2 separate regions of the Homo sapiens genome follow, and region 1 is linked to region 2. The links are chromatin loops, found by intact Hi-C in ENCODE. Cell type or tissue: OCI-LY7. All regions are shown on one strand. Links, peaks and the distances in the headings refer to the core of each region. The heading gives the core; the rest is flanking DNA. Region 1 holds the start of LOC105377024 (a long non-coding RNA gene). Region 2 has its middle 52 kb from the start of LINC01811.

Region 1 (10,593 bases), core at 1,424-9,423, 220 kb after region 2:
GCTCCTTAGCAAGCCCCAGAGGCCCCCACCATAGGGCCCTGTCTGACTCCTTGGGCTTACACCCCCTGGTTCTCACCCACGTCCTTACTTCTGGTGTCCCTCAGCCTACTGGGATACTCGGTACCTCCCCAGGCCTACTCCAGATATGCCTTCTTGCCTCATATGCCCATCCCTTTTTGACCTTCCGATCTGGGAAACTCCTACTCATCCTTCAGTGCCCAGAGGTGGAGGGGTGATGGGGAAGCAGCCTTGAGAGTTTTCAGCTGGTAGCTGGCCTCATCTCTACCTGCTAGACTGTGTTGTCCCCTGATGAACACAAAATCTTTCAGAGAATATCAGTAGCAGTTGAGAACTTCAGAAAGACTTCAGAAAGAACTTCAGGAGCAGATGGCTGCTCCATGATCAGACCTGAACAGAGGTAAAAACAAAGACCCTGTGCAATCACAAGAGTGACCAAACCTCCCTCTCCCTAGGCTAACATGAGATGCTGCTGCTTCTTTTCCAGTGATACCTCTAACCCCAGTATTAGTACACTAGTACTAGTGTAAGATGCTCACTCACCAAATTGCCCCACTTTCTGACAGCACCAATCCAGAACAGAGCCCAGCTTCATTGTACTCTTCCCCAAATCACCAAACACATGACCAAATCCTCCAGTAAGCCCCACTAACTCCCTCTTATCCACACATCCACGGTTCTCTGTGGCATTCACTCTCTTTTGGTGTAGCAAATTATGACTGCAGGTGTTTCCCTGGTGGCCTTTGGCAGGTGGCCATTGACAATCTTTTCCACTCTGATCTTCAATCCAGCAGAGCAAAACTTCTCTCTCATGTATTCCTGTGTTACCTGTGCACACTTCCAGCTTCCTTGAATCCTTTTTGGAACAACACTCTGTTACAACACTTCTCACTCCATATTGCATTTCCTGGTATCCATGTCTGTCTACATCTCTCCCCTGTGACTGTTTATTCACCAATGACAGGGTCCCTGTCTTCCTTATCACTTCCTTCCAGCACCTAGCCCAGGGTCCGGCACAGAGTAGGTCCCCAGGATGTCTTTGTTGAATAAATGCCCCAAGACTCCACACAAAGCAGCATGGGTGGACTCTGAGAATCTCAATTCAAAGCACCAATTGGTTCATAACTCTCTTTCCTTCACAGCTCACATCTCATGTGGAACCACAGGAGGAGGATATTAGAAAGTTGCTCTTCATCAGCACTTCATGCGGCTTCTCATTTCTGCCTCGTGTGCTGTTCTTAAATTTGCAAAGTTGTCATCACTGTTGATTATCCAGTGTGGCCACCTCCGTGACTTCAACATCCCCTGACAGTGCTAGGCCCGTTTATTGAAAGCAGAGGACTGCAACTGCAGGCAAATAACAGGAACACGAGCTAATGAGTTGGTAACACCAAGATCCTTCACGAGAGGGAAGAAAGGAAGAGTCCTAGGGTTTAAATCACCTCCATAAAACATCCACAAACAGGACTCTGTGAGGCTGTCAGGAGCCTATGGTTTCTGTTTAACATGCACAATTAGCATTTTTAGGAAGCAGCCTTTTGGGGATAAGTATGTCCTGAAGTGTACCCTTTTATTCCTTTTTCAGTTAAAACACATCTGCTTAAAGGCAACCTGCACTTGCCCTGGCCCATGCACCAACAGTGCACCATCCCTGGCTCCCCTCCCATCCCATCTTCAAAGGTGCTATGGAAGAAACTGCAGCTGCTTTCACTAAGGAAAATGTGATTTTTCTCAGTTTTACCAAATGTGAAGCAAATATTTTTTAAGTGGTCAAAAATAACAGAAGTTTTTTTGTTTTGTTTTGTTTTTTCTCTCCAAAATGGCTCCCTTGGATGACAAGGGTTGTACAGACCCCATTCACTGAAGCTTCAAATGAAAACTTTACGTCCACTCCCGTGTCCTCACTCTGCAGCCCCCACTCCTGGTACCTCGCTCACGTCAGTAAAGAATTAGGGTCATGGACAAATACACAGGAACAAGGCGCCCAGTGGGCTCTCTGAAAAAAGAAAAGAAACAGCTCTCTTTTTTCATAGTTGAGGGGAGGTTTAAATATAACAAAATGACCTTTTTTTCCAACAAAAATTAATTCTACCAGCCACAGGAAGGGTTGTAAACGAGATGTCACTTCTCAATGGTTTAAGAAACATGTAACCTGGAGAATCACCTCAATTTTGTCACCTATAAAGCAAGGTTCTGTTACCTGACCCCAGCATCAAAAAGTTGTTATAAGAAATATTTGTACAATATCTTTAAAGTGCCTGTGGTTTCTCAAAGAAAAAAAATGGAGTATGAGGCAAGACTATAAAATCAAGTGTGGGCATGTCCATAAATAAATGAAACAAGTTCTGAGACCACAAGCAGAAATTGATCTTGCAGCTTAGAATTCCAGCACACCCAGGACTGACCCAGGCGGAGGAAGCACCAGGGCCCTCTGGGAGAATAGCCAGGAGTCCTGCAGAGCTAGAATCAGGCACAAACCTAGTTCTTGAAGTTGGCACTACCATGGTGGTCACAGCAAGGATGGCCTCCAAGGAGTCAGAGAGAAGCGCTGCTCCTCCTATCTTGTCACCACTGCCAGAGCCTGCCACCACCAACTGCTGCCCCTACGGCTCCATCACCACCACCAACCAACTATTCCATCATCATTTTCCAACCTACACTACCAACAGCTACCTCCTCATCACTCCACCAACCCTTCATTATCATTCCATCAACAACACCAACACTACCTGTCCATCACTCCACCACCATCACAAACAGCCACCCCAACCGACCTACCACTCCACCAACACCAACCACCCCACCGTACCAACTATGCACCACCCCCAGTCCACATCATTCCACCAACACCACCTGACCATCACTCCATCACCCACTCCACCACCTCACGTCACCCCACCAATGATGACTACCCACGACCACCAGTACACATCATTCCACCAACACCACCATTACCCCAGAAACAACCACAGCACCAACAACTACCTCACTACAACCACCCAGGCATCATCACACCACCCGACCTTCACCCAACCATCACTCCACCACCGTGGTACCACCACAGTCCCACTGCCACTGATCAACTACCTCCACCATCACCCCCACCACCGTACCACCCAGGTTCATCCATTCCCATCCCATCCTCACCCCACTACCCTAGCATGTTGAGGAAACAGGTTCCAGAAGCATGAGACCACTGGTCTAGACTGTCTAGAAGATTCACACAACTCTTGAAATTTGTCATCAGAGAATGTTTAGCAAGTTGTCTAGGACAATAACAGTAATAATAATAGCTCATAATTTTGAGTAATTGCTAATGTGCCGGGGACCATTCTTAGTGCTTTTCATGCATTAACTCATAATAACTTTATGCAGAAAGTACCATTATGGTCCCTACTCTAAAGATGGGAAACTAAAGACAGAGACACTAAGGAACTTGTTTAAAGTCTTGCAGCCATAAGTCATATCTGGGACTTAGCCCAGGCCATCCAGCTCCAGGGCCCATGCTCTGCACCAACTTGTCACACTGTCATCTCACAAAATAAATCCTGGCACTTTAATGAAGAGCAGTTATTAAGTTCACCAGGTTATTGGCAGCACCAGTGCCATAAAGTGAGGCAGGATGCACCAGCAGCCCATGCTCTTGGCTACTATTTGTCTGTCCCATGCACACCATATGCTTAAGGAACAAAGCTGTGATCCTCAGTAACAATGGCCAGGCACGGTGCTAACTGTGTATACTATCTGTTTCCTTACTTCTCACCACAATCTCCTGAGGTAAAAGAATTCCCGTTTTATGTATGAGGAAACTGCGGCTCAGAGAAGATCAACAACTTGCTGGTCACACGGTAGACACACCTGAAAGGACCGTATTCAGAGGGGTTGTATTTACCCAACACGTGCCAAGCATCCTGTGAGCTCTAGGGATCCACAGCACTTACGGCTGGTTCTCTCCTGGCCCCAGCATTTAGGATGGAGCCTGTAAAGCCCTGCTTTCAACAGTGAGTTGTTCAATGTTGCTCATAACTAACATTGGGGGACAAAAAAAACAGGCAACAATCCCTAAAGGCCAGAGAGGCAGACAGTGTAACAAATGTTAATTTTGGAGTCACAAGTAGGTTTGAACTCAGAACTGTGTTCTGTGGCCGCGACTGCGCCCACGTGGACATCTGCTGCATTTACTCCAGCCTGACCTACTTCAGGGCAAGTGAGGGACTGCAGAGCTACTCCTCCGTAGGATGCTGACTTGTGAAAGTGGCTGCCGCCCTTTGCAATTAGACACTCTAAGACCTCAATTCTGTGCACTTAAATATATACGGTGACCTAAGTGCTGATGTGGCCAAACGACAAGGGAACGTGTGAAATTGTTCCCATTAAAATCAGCCCTAGGGGCAACCACTGCATAACCAAGTGGAAGGCCTGGCCAGGTCCTCGGGTTTTTATTATAGGATCACAGCCTCTCTCCACCTCTAAAGCTCTCATTTCCCTCCCTCCCACGCCAACCCTGCCTCTGCCCCCTTCCCACACATACACACAAACAACACATTCTTCTAACAGCCACTGTATTCGTGGAAAACCTTCAGCTGTGTTTCTAACCTGAAGAAGGAACTGTTCCTATGAGAATAAAAAAGGAGGTATCGTCTCTGCTCTACAAGGTTTCAGGGGGCAGGGGGAAGACAGCAAACAAGCTGGGGCACTAAACTTGGCATTCTCATCTAGTGCCTGGGAGACTCACTTTTTCATATCACGTCTTCCTGGGTTCATGAGACAGGGATGCTTCAGCTCTTGGCGGGGTATCCGCTACAGAGCCTCATCACAGCACCCCAATTACACTGCTAACAGTAAAGAAGAAAATTCGAACCAATTTTAGAACGAGTTAAGAGGAAATAAGAAAAATCCCAGCTATGATCTTTCTAAACATAAGTTGTGAAATAGTTCCCTCTTGTGGCTAAACTGGGAATTGCCACTTTATCCTTCCAGTTCTCCAATGTCTAGAAGTTTATCAATTTTTTAGTGTCAGAAGAAGCCTATGGACTTCTTCCGAAATTCATAATTACAAAGAAAACTAATTGCATTTCAATTAATTTATCCAATTATGAAACAAGTGGGGGCTATGCAGATAGATGTTCTTTTTTAACACAGTAAATAACAAGACCTAGTGGCAGGTCTAATTACCATAAATTCATGATATGCTCCTTTATGATGGGCATAAATGACATTTTGAGAAATCAGTGGCAGCTGTAACAATATGTGAAAAGCTGAGATTTCTAGAAATAAAGTCTCAGTTTCTGGTAATACTACAAAGGTTGGTTTGTTGCTATTTATAACTGAAGGAAATTCTAAATTTCAAAAGTTAAGCTCTAATCTCCCATTCTAGTTCATTGAGCTGTTGAAGCCTCGGCCTCCCAAAGTGCTGGGATTACAGGTGTGAGCCACCATGCCTGGCCCTCTAGTTCACTGATCCTTTGAATTCTGTTCCTGGGCCCCTTGGGCTTGGTGAAACCCAGCTGTTCTAATCTAGCTTAATTTATTCATTGAGCAGTCTCTCTACACGAGGCGAAGTTACCACTTTCGTAGTATTTCCGGGGAAAAATCCTCCAAGGTGTGTGAGAACTAGGAAATCTGAATTAAATGGTCAACCCAAAACATTGTATCCAGCTGAAGCAAATCCAAAAAAGTCAGGAGCACCAGCTTCTGTCCTGTCTTGGCTGAACATCCCCCTGTTGAAGTGAATTTCAGCAAAATAAAGTGTAGAGAGGACTGGGGGCAGAGGAGGGCCAATAAACCCAGCAAAGTCTCCACAAGCGTGGGGTGGTGGGGGCAGGTTTGCCTGTACTAGGAATAATTAAAACAGCCAAGTGTCTGAGCACCTACCAGGGCCAGTCTGTTCAGCTTTCTACCACTCTCAAGAAGGGATTATTACTCTCATTTCAACAGTGAGGCAATGGAGGCTTAGATGCAAAAGTCTTGCCCAGAGTCATACGGCTGCTTGGTGGTGAGGCCACCACTGCCTCCCAGAAGACCCCATGGGTCCCCACGGCTTGGGGAGAAAAGCCAGTCCACAGGGAGGCTCCCTGTTGTATCCGTGCCTCTGGGAGAGGCAGCGAGTAGGCAAGACTGAAGGTCAGTTGAAGGCCCCACAGCCACAGATAGTGACTCCCACAGCACAGCACCCATGGCCCACAAAGGACGCCCTGGATGGAGCACCCAGACCCCTCTCTATAAGCCTCTAATCTGCCAAGGAATTCCGCATCAAGTCCAAATGTACTCCTTCTCCCTGCTGAGCTATCTAACCCTCATCTGACCACTGCTCTCCTGTGCTTACAATTTCTTGAGGCTTTTTACATTTAATTGAGGTCTCCTGCCTGCTGCCCCTTCTCACCTCTGAACCCCTCAACACATGCCTCTTTGTCTGAAATGCTCCACTGCCCAGCCGGCACAAGCACCACCTTCCCCACTCCACATGAAAGCACACACAGAGAGGGCAGCAGTCTCCCCTAGGAAGGAGCACCAGTGGTGTACTACCAACTACTCTTAGGCCCACCCTGGATTCCTGCCCCCAAGCACTCCTCAGCCATTAACATCAACTGCAAGATTTCTTGATGGCTGAACACCCTGTGAAATGTCCCATGTCTCCCCACATGTCCCAGTGGCCTTGTCAGGACCAATCCCCAAGGACGGTATGCCTGGCTAACCTCACCGTGCCCCCCACCGGTAGGCCCCCGCCTCCCACAAAGGGCAGAGGGTAGACCCTCACTCTTGGGACCCAGAATCAAAAGCCCATTTCCCAGGAGTTTGGGAGGGTCCTTCAGGATAATTAGCTTTGGTGACATGTCAGCATGTGCTGGCCTGAACAGCAAGGCCTGGGTGCGAGCCACCAAAATCAGCTTTTCTCTTTGACTGGTTTCCGTCACCCGTTAGTACCCAGCCTTTACAGCGTCTGTGGTTGGGAGCAGGTGTGAGGGTGAGGGTCTGTCAGATAGAGCTTGGAATGGGATATGCCACTCAGGTTTGTCCACACCGGTTCTGAAGACACAGCCCTGGCTTGTGAAGTCTAGCACTGAGGACGAGCCCCTGCACCCTGTCCTCACTGGGTAGGTGCAGACACTTTTCGGCAGCCCACTGTGTGCTGGTGATGGTTGCAGCATCAAGAAAGCCTACTCTGGAGCTCTGAGTAGTCAGACTCAGCACTGAACCTTCCTGTGCTCTGAAAGCCCTGGGGCCCGAGGGCCTCACCCTTGTGATGTCACTGAGCTCTGCAGTTTCTCAGCCTCTGATCTGGTGCATCTCAAAAATGGGCCCCAGGGATCAAATAAGCGTCTTCTGACACTAAAAAGTTGATTAACTTCTGGTGCATCTCAGAAATGGGCCCCAGCAAGACTCGAATGCTCTTCTACTGGGGCCAAGTGGGAGCTTCATTCTCCCCAAAACACCCATTGTTTCCAGTGGGTTCATTTCCACCATGACAAAACAGCCTTCCCCACAGGTGGGGCAATGCATTGGCCTAGGCCTTACATGGCATGACCAGGCTGGGCCACTGTAGGAATATTCTTGAATGCCAGGATTCAGGTTCTTCTCTCTCAGTCATAGGGTATTTTGCCTGGGAAATAAGAAAAAAAAAAAAAAAGAAAGAAAGAAAGACGGAAGAATCTCAACACTGTGGAATAAGTGATTTACCTCCTCTCCATTCTGGTGACCCTCACATCTGACCAGTGGGTGAGAGCATTCAGGCTGCTCTTCAAACTCAGCTTCGTCTTCATCCCCTTCCCAACAGCGGCTTCTGAGAGCCTTATTTCTGCTCAGCAAATCTCCAATGGGCGTCATCATCAGACCATGGGGTGCAGTTGTGTGTGATGTAAATATTCTTTGCCATTCCAGAGATGGACCAAATGTGGTGGGTGGATGTGAATTGAAGCCCACCAATCCAGGGACACAAGAAATATTCACTGATTGATTGATTGATTGATTGATTGATTGATTGAATTTGTTTCTGCCTCAGAAGCTCATTCCTCAGGGTGCTGAGAAATTCCGTCTCAGTAATTACTGGTTCCCCACACAAATACCCCAGGGGTTGCCAGGCACTCCCTGGGCTGCTGCCTGGCCTCGCTGTCCCTTCAGATGTGGAAGCTCCACTGCGTTTGAAGCATGATACCTCTGGGAATGCTGTGATCTCCTAAACCAAAACCTCATCCCCTCTGAAATGTTACCACTCCCTTTGACTCCTGCCAGAGACCCCAGCTTCTGCTCCCACCCACCCTCCAACCCAACAAACAATCCCAGGGGCAGGAATATGCAACGGGTTTAGCCACCTGGCTGGAGATGAAAACAGGGACAAATACAAGAGCACTGCCACCCACAAATTCACATCTTAATACAGTATTCACTTGCAAACCTATCCTTCTAGTTCAATATCCTTCTCTTCTGGAATGCAAATTCCCAGGCACAGTTTAATCCCCAGCACCTAGAAGAGTAAGTAGTCTCTCAACATATAGTTTTGAATGACTGGGAAGAAAAAAAAAATGAAGGAATGAGAACAAAAGTCTTTCTACAAAACAAAACTCCATGAAACAGGAGAAACTTTGAAAACTAACATCTAACTGCAGTGAGATCCCAGCTTCATCACAGGCCAGTCCCAGGTACTCAAGCTCCCCTGTGCCTTGTTTCTTCCTCTCCTGTAAAATGAGAGATCAAATCAGTGGCCACCTCACAAGTGGTGCTCAGCTAAAATAAGTTAATGGACTTTAAATTCTTAGAAGAGGACCTGTAACATGACAAGCGCTCTATAAACATTAGCTGTTTTCAGCGGCAGAGGCAAGAGCAGCAGTCAAGAGGAAGCTACACTTGTTGGAGCAGTTCAGATGAGAGGCAACAGGGTGAAAGAAACCTGAGCCCCAGCTCAGCTACTTGGCAGCCATGTGGCCTTGGACAAGTTGCTCAGCTTCTCTACAATGAAGCTGACTCCTCTGTTTTCAATGAATATGAATGAAAAAATACCATTTTCATAGGGTTCATATGAAACTTCAATGAATTACTACTGGCTGGGCATGGTGGCTCATGCCTGTGTGAAAGGAAAATCTTGGAAATCTTGGGGCTCCAAAATTACTAAGCTAAAGGGAAAAGTCAAGCTGGGAACTGCTTAGGGCCAACCTGTCTCCCATTCTATTAAAAGTCAACCTTCTGCTCACTGAGATAAATGCGCATCTGATTGCCTCCTTTGGAGAGGCTAATCGGAAACTCAGAAGAACGCAACCATTTGTCTCTTATCTACCTATGACCTGGAAGCCCCCTCCCGGCTTGAGTCTTCCTACCTTTGCTTCAAGTTGTCCCCCTTTCCAGACCAAACCAATGTTCATCTTATATATGTTAATTGATGTCTCATGTCTCCTTAAAATGTATAAACCGAACTGTGCTCTGACCACTTTGGGCACGTGTCGTCAGAACCTCCTAAAGCTGTGTCACAAGCACATGTCCTCAACCTTGGCAAAATAAACTTTCTAAATTAACTCAGACCTGGCTCATATTTTGGGGGTTCACACCTGTAATCCCAGCACTTTGGGAGGCCAAGGCAGGAGGATCACTTGAGGCCAGGAGTTCAAGATCAGCCTGGGCAAAATAGTTAGACCCCCATCTCTACAAAAACAAAAATTGAAAATTAGCCAGGTGAAGTGGCACACACCTGTATTCCCAGCTACTTGGGAGGCTGAGGTGGGAGGATGTTTTTGAGCCCAGAAGATCGAGGCTGTAGTGAGCTATAATCATGTCACTGCTCTCCAGCCTGGGCAACAGAGTGAGACTGTCTCTGAAAAGTAAAAACAAAATGAATTATTCAAACACTCACCAGTGCTTAGAACTAGCAAGTGCAAATACATAGTTGATGTTGAGCGAGTCACTATTGTAAAGTCAGCCAAGAGAAAGGACCAGTAGACCCAAAGTCAAGCAAGTGAGTTTACTGACCTGCTGGGCTGCTCCTTGACAGGCAGAGGAGGCAGCCCTGAGCTCATACGCTGGGGTGGTTTATGGGGGTTGACTGTGGGGGCTGGTATGGCATACATTCTGCGTAAACACACATCCTAGAGTTGTTTTGCTAAATTCTAACAGCGCTGCATTATTTCTAGCTCAGGTTACGTAACATCTAAAGGAAATGGGGAGGGGGAATCCTTGCAGGAACAGGGGGCTAATTTTCAACTAACAACGATTATATAAAAAAGAGTGGCTACCATGATATCAGTGAAATCAAGCAGCTACTATCTACAGGGGAAAATGTGAGATCAGTAAAGATTGTACCAAATCATAAAATATCATGGCCATATTTGAAAATGTTTTGGAATGCTCAACATCACTAATCATCAGAGAAATACAAATCACAACCACAATGAGATGTCATCTTACCCAGTCAGAATGCTACTATTAAAAAGACAAAAATAACAGGTGTTGGTGAGGATCCGAAGAAAAGGGAACTCTTATACAGTGTTGCTGGGAATGTAGACTAGTACAGCCACTATGGAAAACTGCACAGAGATTTATCAAAAAGCCTAAAATAGGAGAGATGGAGCAAGGTGGCCAAATAGAAGCCTC
Region 2 (10,593 bases), core at 1,380-9,379:
GTTGCAGTGAGCCGAGATCTCACCACTGCACTCCAGCCTGGGTGAAAAGAGCAAGACTCTGTCTCAAAAAAAAAAAAAAAGAATGGATCCTAAAAGTTAATGACTTTTATAGAGAGTGGCTTCACCCATGGGAGCATGGAGAGAGAGAAGAGAATAGAGGCAACAGCCAAACAGTGGGAGGTGCCAATGCTTAAGCAGAGAGGAAGGGAGCCAACTGGGAGACTGAAAAACAATGCCCAAAGGGATCATAAGAGAGTGAAGCTCTGGTATCATGCAACCCCTCCTCACCTCATGTCTGATTCACCAAAAATAGCCTCCTGGCTGGTTCCCTAACTATTTAATCCATAATATAGTGTCCTCCAGTCTACCACCAACACAGTGAGGCAGAGGATTCCGGAGCAGTTAACACAGAACAGACATTTGATGGGTGAAAGTAACAACTTGAGTTTCCAATTACCTCTGCATTGACTTGCTTTGTAAACTTGGGCAAGACTTTTTTCTTTCAATTTCAGCTCTCCCATGTGTAAAATGAGGACAGCATTTTCTTTAATAACCTCATAGGGTTGTCCTAGGAATTACATGAGTTACTGACTGTGAGAGCATTCTAAAGACTTGTAAATCACAATACAGGTATGAGAAATTATTATTCATCTTGAATCACTATTTGCTTCCTAGTTCATCCTTTCTCAAATAGTTCCACTGGCTCTCTTTCCTGGCTGCCAGCAAGGTAATAGATGGCGCTGTCAGCACCCAAACACCACTGCCCGTTCCTTCTCAGGTCGTTCCGAATCTGAGTCACAGTTAAGCAAATGTAAAGCACTTTGCAGGTAGAGTTGGCAAGATGTGCTCCATTTGCTTTTTGGCCCAGTCCTTTAATTGCACTTCAAAGTAAACAGTGCACTATAGGGTGAAGATTGGATTATAATTTGGAAAAAGAAAGAAAAAAGGAAACTGAAATGGTTCCAGGGAAAAAGGCACATTACACAAACTTAAAATAATTAGGAATATATATGATTTCTTAAGGGCATTAAGAACTGGAGCCTGCTTGCTAGACAGACCCATCACATCCTATGCTCCTGTACCGGGATTTCATGACCCTCTGTGATGCAATCCCAACACTAGTTGCCATCACTTTCATGCACATTATTTAAGTCTCCCTCTTGCCCACCAACATGCCTATTTCTGCCTTCACACCATCCTTTATAAGATGCTTTGCAAGTGCAGACTCTCAGCACTTGTCTGCTCAATTGATATGCCCAGCTCAAGCCTCCTTTTATTCAGGAAGCCTGACCTCCTTTTCTGAAGTTCCCCAGAATTTGGAGCCCAAATGACAGTTTGACACATAACTGTAGTGTCTCCCTGACTCTGCCATTATTTCAAGTGAACTGGCCTTATCTCTCCAACTAATATCATTAACAAATGATATGTTCTGGATGCTTTATAGTCATTATCTTATTCAAGGTGCACATTCTCCGCATTTTACATATGAGGAAATTGAGTTTCACATAAGTAAATTATTTGCCCAAAGTTGGCAGGTGTTGAGGCCTACTGGTTATGACTGTAAAGTTCAGCCTCATATTTCTTTTTTATCTTTCTTGTAGTTCCTACCACAGTGCCAGTTACAGAGGAGACAATTGGGTATCTGGAGAAAAGAATGCCAGTGCAAAAAATGCTGCTGAAAGGAAAGAGGAAGACCCCAAAGATCAATATTCTATTTCAAAAGTCCCTCTAGTACAGAGCTTATCACCATATTCCTGTCCCTAGCACAATAATCCTAAACTGGATTCTCAAATAGTTTGGAGGGGAAATGATGATTTTCTTTTCTGTTCACCATTAGACAGTATTTAATTTGCCAATATTAATATATCTAATGTTATTTTTTAATCAAAGCAGACTGTGATTTTCATTTTAAACAGAACAATACTTTCTGTGTCTTAGCACTTTAGCCTACCAGAGTGTTATTTGTGTCACTGGGAACTAATATATGCAGATTCAACACAATTAGCCATCACCATGGTAATTTTATGCCTTTTGTTTTCAGCTTTTGTTGCATATGCTCATCAAAGATATTGAAGCTTTACTCATGAAATAAAATTCATTACCTGCCTTTGGATTTAAGTGCATCATATTTAAAGAAATGTTTTCAAATCCTGATGGCATTCCATTTCTGTCTTACTTCTCAGGGATAAATAAAACGTGCTGTCTAGAACCAAGCAAGCAGCTTTCACTTCCCCTTCCTTGAACTGGTACTAGCAGAGTCTCCTGCAAAACAGTCATGGCTTTCAGTGGAAACATAGGCCCCTGAGAGCTGGAAGATCCTTCAAAGCCTTCAGGGTACCTTCTATTTGCTTGAATGACTTCAACTGCCGCACATGTTTAAGCTGAGTCTTGCTTTCTACATCAAGCAAAAGGCTAGGTGCACAGCTATGGTAGACTGTCTGCAAAATGGCAGCCAGCAATCTGCCCATCCCAGTACATGCATGACACTCATTCCATCAACAGGTGGAGTCTATTTCCCCAATCTTCATTCCAGGCTGGCCCTGTAACTTGTTTCAACCAATAGCATATGGGCTAAAGCAATGTGGATTTTTGGTTTGCTGGTTTGTTTGTTTTGTTTAGAGACAGGGTGTTGCTCCATCACCCAGGCTAGAGTGCAGTGGTGTAATCATAGCTCACTGCAGCCTTGAACTTTTGGGCTCAAGGGATTCTTCTGCCTCAGCTTCCCAAGTAGCAAGGACTACAGGTGTGTGCTACCACACCAAGCTAATCTTTTCTGTGTAGACACAGGGTCTTGCTGTTGCCCAAGCTTGTCTCAAACTCCTGGCCTCAAGTAAACCTCCTGCCTCAGCCTCCCAAAGTGCTGGAATTACAGGTATGAGTCACTGCACCAAGCTGGCAGAAGTAATATTACACAAATTCTGTAATCTAAGCCTTAGAGACCTAACAGTTTCCATTTTCACACTTTTAGGATCCAGCAGCTGTGTTAAAAAAAAAAAAAACAATGAGGAACCATCTGGAGACAGTAAGCCCTAGCCAGCTGCCAGCCATTCTAGACACCTAACAAACTCTCTTTTGCTGGCTTTGATGAAGCAAGGTGATAAATTAAAGAGGACTGCATGACAAGAAACTGAGGGCAGCCTCTGGCCAACTGCCAACAAGAAACTGAGGCTCTCAGTATAACAGCTCAAAAGACTCTGAATCCTGCCATCAGTCACGTTAAGTGAGCTTGGAAGCAGACTTTTCCAGTTGAGCTTTCAGATGAGGACCCAGTCTTGGCTGGTCCTTTGATTATAGTCTCATGAGAGACCATGAAACAGAGGACCCAGTTAAACCAGGCCCAAATTTATGCCCCACAGAATCTGTAAGATAAGAAATATGTGCTCTTTTATGTCAGTAAGCACTAAATAATTAATGCAAGTATATTGGAGTTTGGGGGGTTCTTGCCTAGGTATCAGTAAAATACTACTTTGGATCCTATTCTGTTATTGTGTGTTTAACTTTCTTGAGAAACCAGTGGACATAAGAGGTGATGAAAAAGGAAAGATTTGGCCATCTGTGGATTCTAATATTTTCAAAACTACATCCTAATCGATATTAAATATTACCCATATTTTAGAGTTGAGAAAACAGAGGATCAGAGAGGTTGTTATTTACTCAAGTTTCTCACTTCTACCAGTCTTCTAAGTCCGAATACAGTGCTCCATCCACTCTAACATGGCTGCCAGAATCATATCATTGCTTCAGAATCATTAAGCACAGGCTCTGATTTCAATAATTAAAGTATAAGCAGTCCAAGGGTAGGGCCTACGTCAGAGATGTTTTTGTTCTCCATGGTAGCAGAGGGGTGGTGCTGGATGGTGCTAAGGCACAGGCTGCATTGCCTTCCTAGCACTCCCACAATCTCCATCTTCCAGACAAACTTCTCCAAGGCCACCTAGCAAGATCAATTACAGGAATCCTTCAATCACTATCCAAATAAAGCAGTTCAAATTGAGAGTGTTTTCTGAATATAAAATGATCCAGCTATTTAACATACATTATTTTATGATATTAATAAAATTGAGTGTTCTGAGAAATGCCTTTTAAGTGAACCCAGTCTAAGTCCAAGGTTGTAGAAAGCTTTTAGTTTAAATGAAAATCCACTGGAAATGTAAAACATGTCAGCATTGAGTATCGAAGCGATGTCCAGCAGAATGTGCAGGACCCAGAACCTAGTACCCTTAGTCCATGCATCACTGTGGTCCATTTTGTCCAGTAGAGCTAGATAAACTTCAAAGGCTTCTGGGTGGAGGCTACGGGAAGCAGGGTGGGAAGCACTAAAAACTGAAAGATAACAGCTGCTTGCCTGCAACTAAACTCAAGAAAGGCTACAAGGTAAAAAGAGGAAGAACCGGAATTTCTTTTTTAAGTAAGTTTGAAACTCAGCAATATGTGACTAGCTATGTGACTTTGGGCAAGTCACTCTCCCTCTCCGAATTTAGTTAGGCAGAGATGATAGTACTTACCTCACAAAGCTCTTGGAAAAGCAAGCAAAAAATAGTGGCCAACCATGCTCCGTGAGCTGTGAGATGCTATACATATGTGAGGTATTGTTATCACCCAGAGCAGCAGCTGCTGCTATAGCAGTAGTGATCAAAATAGCAGTGATAAAACAAGGTAATACTCCTTAGTGGAACATTTTATATTTTGCCCACAGTAATGGATGCTCTCTGATTTAACACTGCTTCCTAAGTATCAGACATGAGGCTGCATCAAGATCCAATCAGGGACAGAAATCACACCAGTTACTCAGACAGAGAAAAATTATTATAAAGAATTGCTATCTTGATATAACAGTATTAACTCAGTAACTGAGGTAGCAACTGCAGGAAGCATCTACTGCTCTAAGGTGAACAACATTCATAACTTGCCTAGGACTGAAGAGGTTGCCAGGATACTGGAATTTCAGTTCTCTAAAACCTAGAAAGTCCCAGGAAAACCAGATGAGTTGGTCACCCTATTCAATCCCTAGAGATGGCAGAACACTGGGAAGATATTGGAATTGTTAAAACTTCAGAAGATTGGAGGAGGAGGCCTTCAGAGATGGGACCTAGACCTCTGAGGAGCAGGTGGCAACTGGCTGGTGTCGATGGCTTCATGGAGTTTCCCCAGTGAGGTTGGTTCTGTGAATGCTGGAAAACCTACCAAGTGTATTCAGCTGCTGCTATGGGAATGAGCTGGCTCTGCTAAGGTGAGAAAGCATTGCCAGGGTACTGCACAGAACAGTAAGGAAACAGGAAGAAGCAAATTCCTTCACCCTCTTCTGCCCCCTACTGGCAAAGCTTAACAAGGAACCAGTGGGCAAGGCAGAAATGTGGTTTGCAGAGACCCAGCCCCAGCATCACCGAACAGAGTTCAGGATGTTGGGTTGGAGCTGAGAGATAATAGCTTTATAACTGGCACAGTTAGCAAACACATGTAGGGAAGAAAATATCTATGGTAAAGGATTTAATCAAAGAACTTGCCTTTTTAGAAATTTTTCCCAAACTCCTGAATTCGGTCTACCTAGGAACTCAGAAAGAAGGCAATTCATGCAAAATGCTCTTCTCTCAGCTCCTGCCCTCTGTCCCAAATGACAGTCGGGTCATTTCTCTCCCCTCCCACCATTGTGGCACCCACCAAGGAACAATCTAGGGTGCTAGCAGTCACAGCAGCAGCCCTGACTCTTGGTCATGTGTCCTGGCCTTCTTCCAAGGAGCCATGTAGTCTGCTTTGCAAACTTTTAGACAGCTGAGCTGAGAGGAGCATTAGGCAGCTTTAAAAATTGATATAGTTCATTATTCTTTTATGAGCCAATGCAAATCCAACAGCACAAGGCCAAAGGCATGCACATGGGAGCGGCTATATCACTCTGCCCCATTCCTTGCAGATTTGACTCCCTAAAAGAGGACAAAGAGAGGGCCCAACAAATACCAGACACCACTCACCACCAGAGGAGGCACACTAGACAATAGTAACAAATGCGTGCCCCATTCTTCTGGCTCAGGACAGACAGCAGCAGCCCCCTCATCCTCCTCACCCTGCACCACCCCTACATACACCCCCACCTTTGGTCCAGCAATGGGAGATGAGACAAATAGCCCATAGGTGCAACTCCCATCTCCATCTCTGCTGCCCTGACAGATGGAAAACCTTGTTCCAGGGGTTTCTGTTCACATCTTTCCCAATTTGCACATTATTTGGCCTTATTTTCTCCTTTCCCTGTTTCTGCCCTCTATTCTTCCCTTTTTCCATCTCTTCTATTTTCCTTACTATTTGCTTCATCTCTTTGTCTGTCCATCTTTCCCTTGCTCCCGGGTCCATCTTCCCTCATTCTGTTTGTCTTTTTTCTTTATGTTTGTACATATATCTGTTTACATGTGCGTGTGTGTGTGTTTGTGTGTGAGTGTGTGTTTGAGTGTCCCTGATGGCTTTCTGTCTCCTATGTCCTCTGTGCCTCTCCTCGGTCACCACTTCCAGCTCCAATTTTTCTGGGTAAAAGAAGAGCAAAGTGTTTCTGTGCTCTGGGGAGGGGAGTACTCAACTTTGTCCCCTTTCTGCCTCTGCCAACGCAAAGAGGGAGCTGGGGCAAAGATTAGTTCAATTCAAGATACAAATATTGAGTCCAAGCCATGTGCCAAACAATGAACCACAGATGCATGGTTCAGCTCAGTGCTTGTTTATTAAGATGCCAGGCCACATGCTCATCACCAGGGACTCAAGGAAGAATCAGATGGAGTATATGTGCCACAGACCCCATGGTCTGGTGAGGGGAGCAGACCTGTGAAAGATGCTACATTGAAGACATCTAAATCTTGCTGGGGAAGGGGAAAGAAGTCAGTCAAGAAAGGCTTCTTGGAGAAGGTGATGCTAAATCTCGAAGAATGTGTACATGTTAACTAGATGGAGAAGTGAGAGAAGGGCATCCGAGGTGGAAGGCATATCATGAGCAAGAGCATGGAAGAAAAACAAAAGAGCATGAGGTATACAGAGACCCACAGGCAGTGCAGGGCACTAGAGCACAAAGACTGATGGGAGTGAAGGGAGAAGGGGCTGGATGGCCAGCAAATACTTGGGTCATGCAGAGTCTTATGAGCCAGGCTGTAGAGGATGCTGCCAGCACCCCCCCCCTTCTCCTGGCCCATTTTCTCTCAGCACTCACTATTCTTCCCAAATTCATCTGCCACTTACTGCCTGAAGGCATTCTCTGGCCACTGGAGCTGCTCAGGCCCTCTGCAGGGCAGATCAGAGTGACAGGTAATTAACACTTCTGGGAACACACTCAAGCAATGACCAATGGGAGTTTTTATGGGGGAAACCTGGGTTACCCTTTGGGTAACATCACTGAGGCACGTTCTAAACTGCCTCTCAGAGGCACTCCTCAGGAATAAGCTCCTATTGCCCCTGTGATATTCTGTCACCAGCACACCCTATATTGGCTGCCTTTCCTTCCCTATCTCACATACCCACCCCCTCTCAAGTTTCCTTCATCTCCCAAATAAGCTACTTGCACTTGGTTCTTTGTCTTAGGGTCTGCTTCGGGTACAACCCGACCTAAGACTCAGGCTAATGCAGCGCCTTACAGGAATGAGGGAGCCCATGAACACCTAAGTAGAGGAGTGGCACAGTAAAATCTATATTTTAGAAGGACACTCTGGTGGTTCGTTTGGAGAACAGATATGAGGTTCAAGACAGAGGACAATGTAAAAGTCCAATACAGTCTAGGATAGAGATGGGGAGAGCTCAGTGGGATGATGATAGCAGAGGTAAAGAGCAAGGGTCAGGTTCAGAAACACAGAGAAAGAGAGGGGTTTAGGATCAACAAGTTGCAATCCCTTCCCCTAATGTGTCAACAGAGTCTCAGAATTTAGTGTAATGGAAACCAAGAAAAATGTGAGGTCCAGCACCAAGAGCCTCAGAACAAGTTGCCTAACCTAGAAAAAGGGTCCAGGAGGAGGTATCAAAGGCATCTTAAGGATGATAATGCCCAGGATGAGTTGTGAAGAATGAGTAAGCGTTAGGCTGGCAAGAAAGTAGGAAAGGGATTTTAGGAAGGAGAAAGTGTGACTGTTAAGGAAACAGGAATAGTCAAGGAGGTTGGGGTATAGAATGAAGCGGGAAGCCCCTAAAATGGGCATGCAGCAAATACCCCAGAAGCCCCCTTCTCTTACTTCTGGTGTTCTTCCTCTTCCTGAGTCCAAGCCTGCACTAGATTCTACATGGGACCAGGCCCTGTCTTGCAGGTTGAGTGCCAGGAACCCACAGGCAAGACCCCCAGAGAGGCCCAAGAAACTCCACCAGCCTTGTGTGAGTAGATGCATACCTGGGCCGTGGTGCTGAGTCCTCCCCACTTCTGAGTCCACTGTCTATCTGGTGGATCCCACTCCATCCCCCAGCCTACTGGGGCACAGGTGTACTTCACACAGCTTCTGATGGAGATGAGGAAGAAAATCCAAAAGGGAAACCCAAACAGTCCAAAATATTCAAGCAAACACATAAAACACTGTCCACCAAACCTTCCCTTACAGCTAAAATAGAGCAACACTAATTTATTGATTTGTCTCCCCAGTTTCTCTGCTCCACTTCTGTGGAAGTGGTAATGAACAAAAGAGGGCTAGGAAAGGGGAAAGCAGGGAAAACAGTAGGTGTCAGATAAGATAAGAGTGCAGAAATCACCCCCTAAAGGAAACTCCTCAGGGAGCACAATTAGTTTATCTTCCGCCTTCTTTTGATGTTCTACCAAATGGCTCTTCATGCTTTCACCAGCATTTGAAGAAGACTTGCTTCTGAGAAAGGAAGGAATCACCATCTGTGGACAGCTTAGCTGTTGTCCCTGAAAAGTGTCAACTCTGCAAAGCAGGTGTTATTATTCCTGTTTTACAGATGAGGAAACAGCCTCAGAAAGGTTCAAGAACGTGTCTGAGGCCACTCAACGTGTCAGGAGCAATCAGAATTCAAACTCAGATCTGACTGACTCAGTTATTCAATACTGTTTTTTACCTATAGGTAATTTACAAGAATAAATTTGATTTGCTGTGGGTTTGGGACATTCTTCACCATCTTTCTCACCCTCGGTTTAAAACATTGTTTAGTGGACATTTACAATTTTTAAAAAGTCTTTTGCTTTTAAAAATAAATTTTGTGAAGCACATCAAGAGGCATTCCTCACTTTATAAGAACAAAAAATCAGGTAGGGGTGTTTATTTAGATACATAGCTATATCTCCTAATGTCCTCCAAGAACAGGAATCCTCTAGAAATTTGTTCTAAATCCTTCGTTCTTCTCCTGATAGTATTCTAGGAGAAGTGTGATCTTTGAAGTCAGACGTGGTTAAGATCTTGGCTCCACTGCTTAATAACTATGTGAGACATTGAACAAATCACTTGCCCACTCTGAACCTCACCATCCTTGTGTGTAAATTTAGTGCCTCATACAGTTTGTTATGAGGATTAAATAAAATGACATCTTTATGGTGCCTGGAATATACATGAAAATCCTTAATCCCTTCCTGTTTTCTCCCTTCCACACAATTCTACCCTCCCTGGAAAATGTCACCACTTCCATGAGCCCACAACCTCAAAACAAGGATGACATATCTCTTTATTTGTTTTTCCATGAATTTGAGCTCGCTCTTCACTCAATCCTGCTTTACTCTGTGCCTAAATGTGTTTAAGGTGCATTCCCTTAAGTTCTATTTGAATTACATAATCTTGGGTAGCAGAAAATAAAAGCATATGTCAGCCTTATGTAAGGGGATTCCCCCTTGCAGAAATTGTTTGCATCGCCAAGGGACGCACAAAAGTATACGGTTCAGGAAATAAGCATGCTTGGCTTAAAATAGAAAATGAGTCATATAATTCTGCATCAAACAGTGAAGTTTAATTTGGGAATTGATTAAAACCTGCTTGACTAAGTCATATAAAGAAGTTGGGTCACTGAGATGCAACAATACTGAAATTAGGTCAATTAATAACCTTATAGTGGCATTGAAGTGTTCAAGTGAAAGGAACAATTGCACATCTCTCACTTTAAATCAAAAACTAGAAATAATTAAGCTTAGGAGGAAGGTACATCGAAAGCTAAGACAGGCCAAAAGCAAGGGCTTTTATACCAAACAGACAAGTTGTGAATGGACAGGAAAAGTTCTTGAAGAAAATTAAAGTTGTTACTCCGGTGAACACATGAATGACAAGAAAGTAAAACAGACTTATTGTTGATAGAGAGAAAGTTTTAGTAGTCTGGCTAGGTCAAATCAGCCACAACAATCCTTTAAGCCAAATCCTAATCTCCAGCACGGCCCTAACTCTCTTCAATTCTATGAAGGATGAGAGGGGAGAGGAAACTGCAGAAGAAATCTTTGAAGCTAGAAGAGGTTGGTTCATGAGGCTTAAGGAAAGAAGCCATCTTCATAACATAAAAGTCAAGGTGAAGCAGCAAGTGCTGATGTGAAAGCTGCAGCCAGTAATCCAGAAGATCTAGCTAAGACAATTCATACAGGTACTACACTGAACAACAGATTTTCAATGTAGATGGAACAGTTTTCTATTGGAAGAAGATGCCATCTAGTACTTTCAT

What was found. Peaks named below come from ENCODE experiments on the same cell type or tissue, not always from the same donor. Only the 100,000 strongest peaks of a DNase experiment are listed, where the experiment ranks them.
Region 1: a loop joins it to region 2, with 5 times the contacts of the local background. A loop is called at or near these places in 4 of 110 quality-filtered maps.

The regions. Positions count from the first base shown.
Region 1 is chr3:33,877,999-33,888,591 of GRCh38, reverse strand. It overlaps LOC105377024 (a long non-coding RNA gene), which reads right to left and starts at 9,738. Exons shown (of 3, transcript XR_940701.3): 1 at 9,695-9,738; 2 at 8,610-8,690; 3 at 8,317-8,479. In OCI-LY7, for the core only: a CTCF peak has its summit at 4,979 (motif pointing left); a DNase peak (open chromatin) is centred at 4,931; H3K4me3 peaks cover 290 bases.
Region 2 is chr3:34,101,692-34,112,284 of GRCh38, reverse strand. No RefSeq gene overlaps it. Among named protein-coding and RNA genes, the nearest start is that of LINC01811, 52 kb to the left of the region's middle. RefSeq lists an enhancer at 5,042-5,091. In OCI-LY7, for the core only: a CTCF peak has its summit at 5,299 (motif pointing left); DNase peaks (open chromatin) are centred at 2,294, 3,054, 4,404 and 5,304; H3K4me3 peaks cover 705 bases; H3K27ac peaks cover 3,000 bases.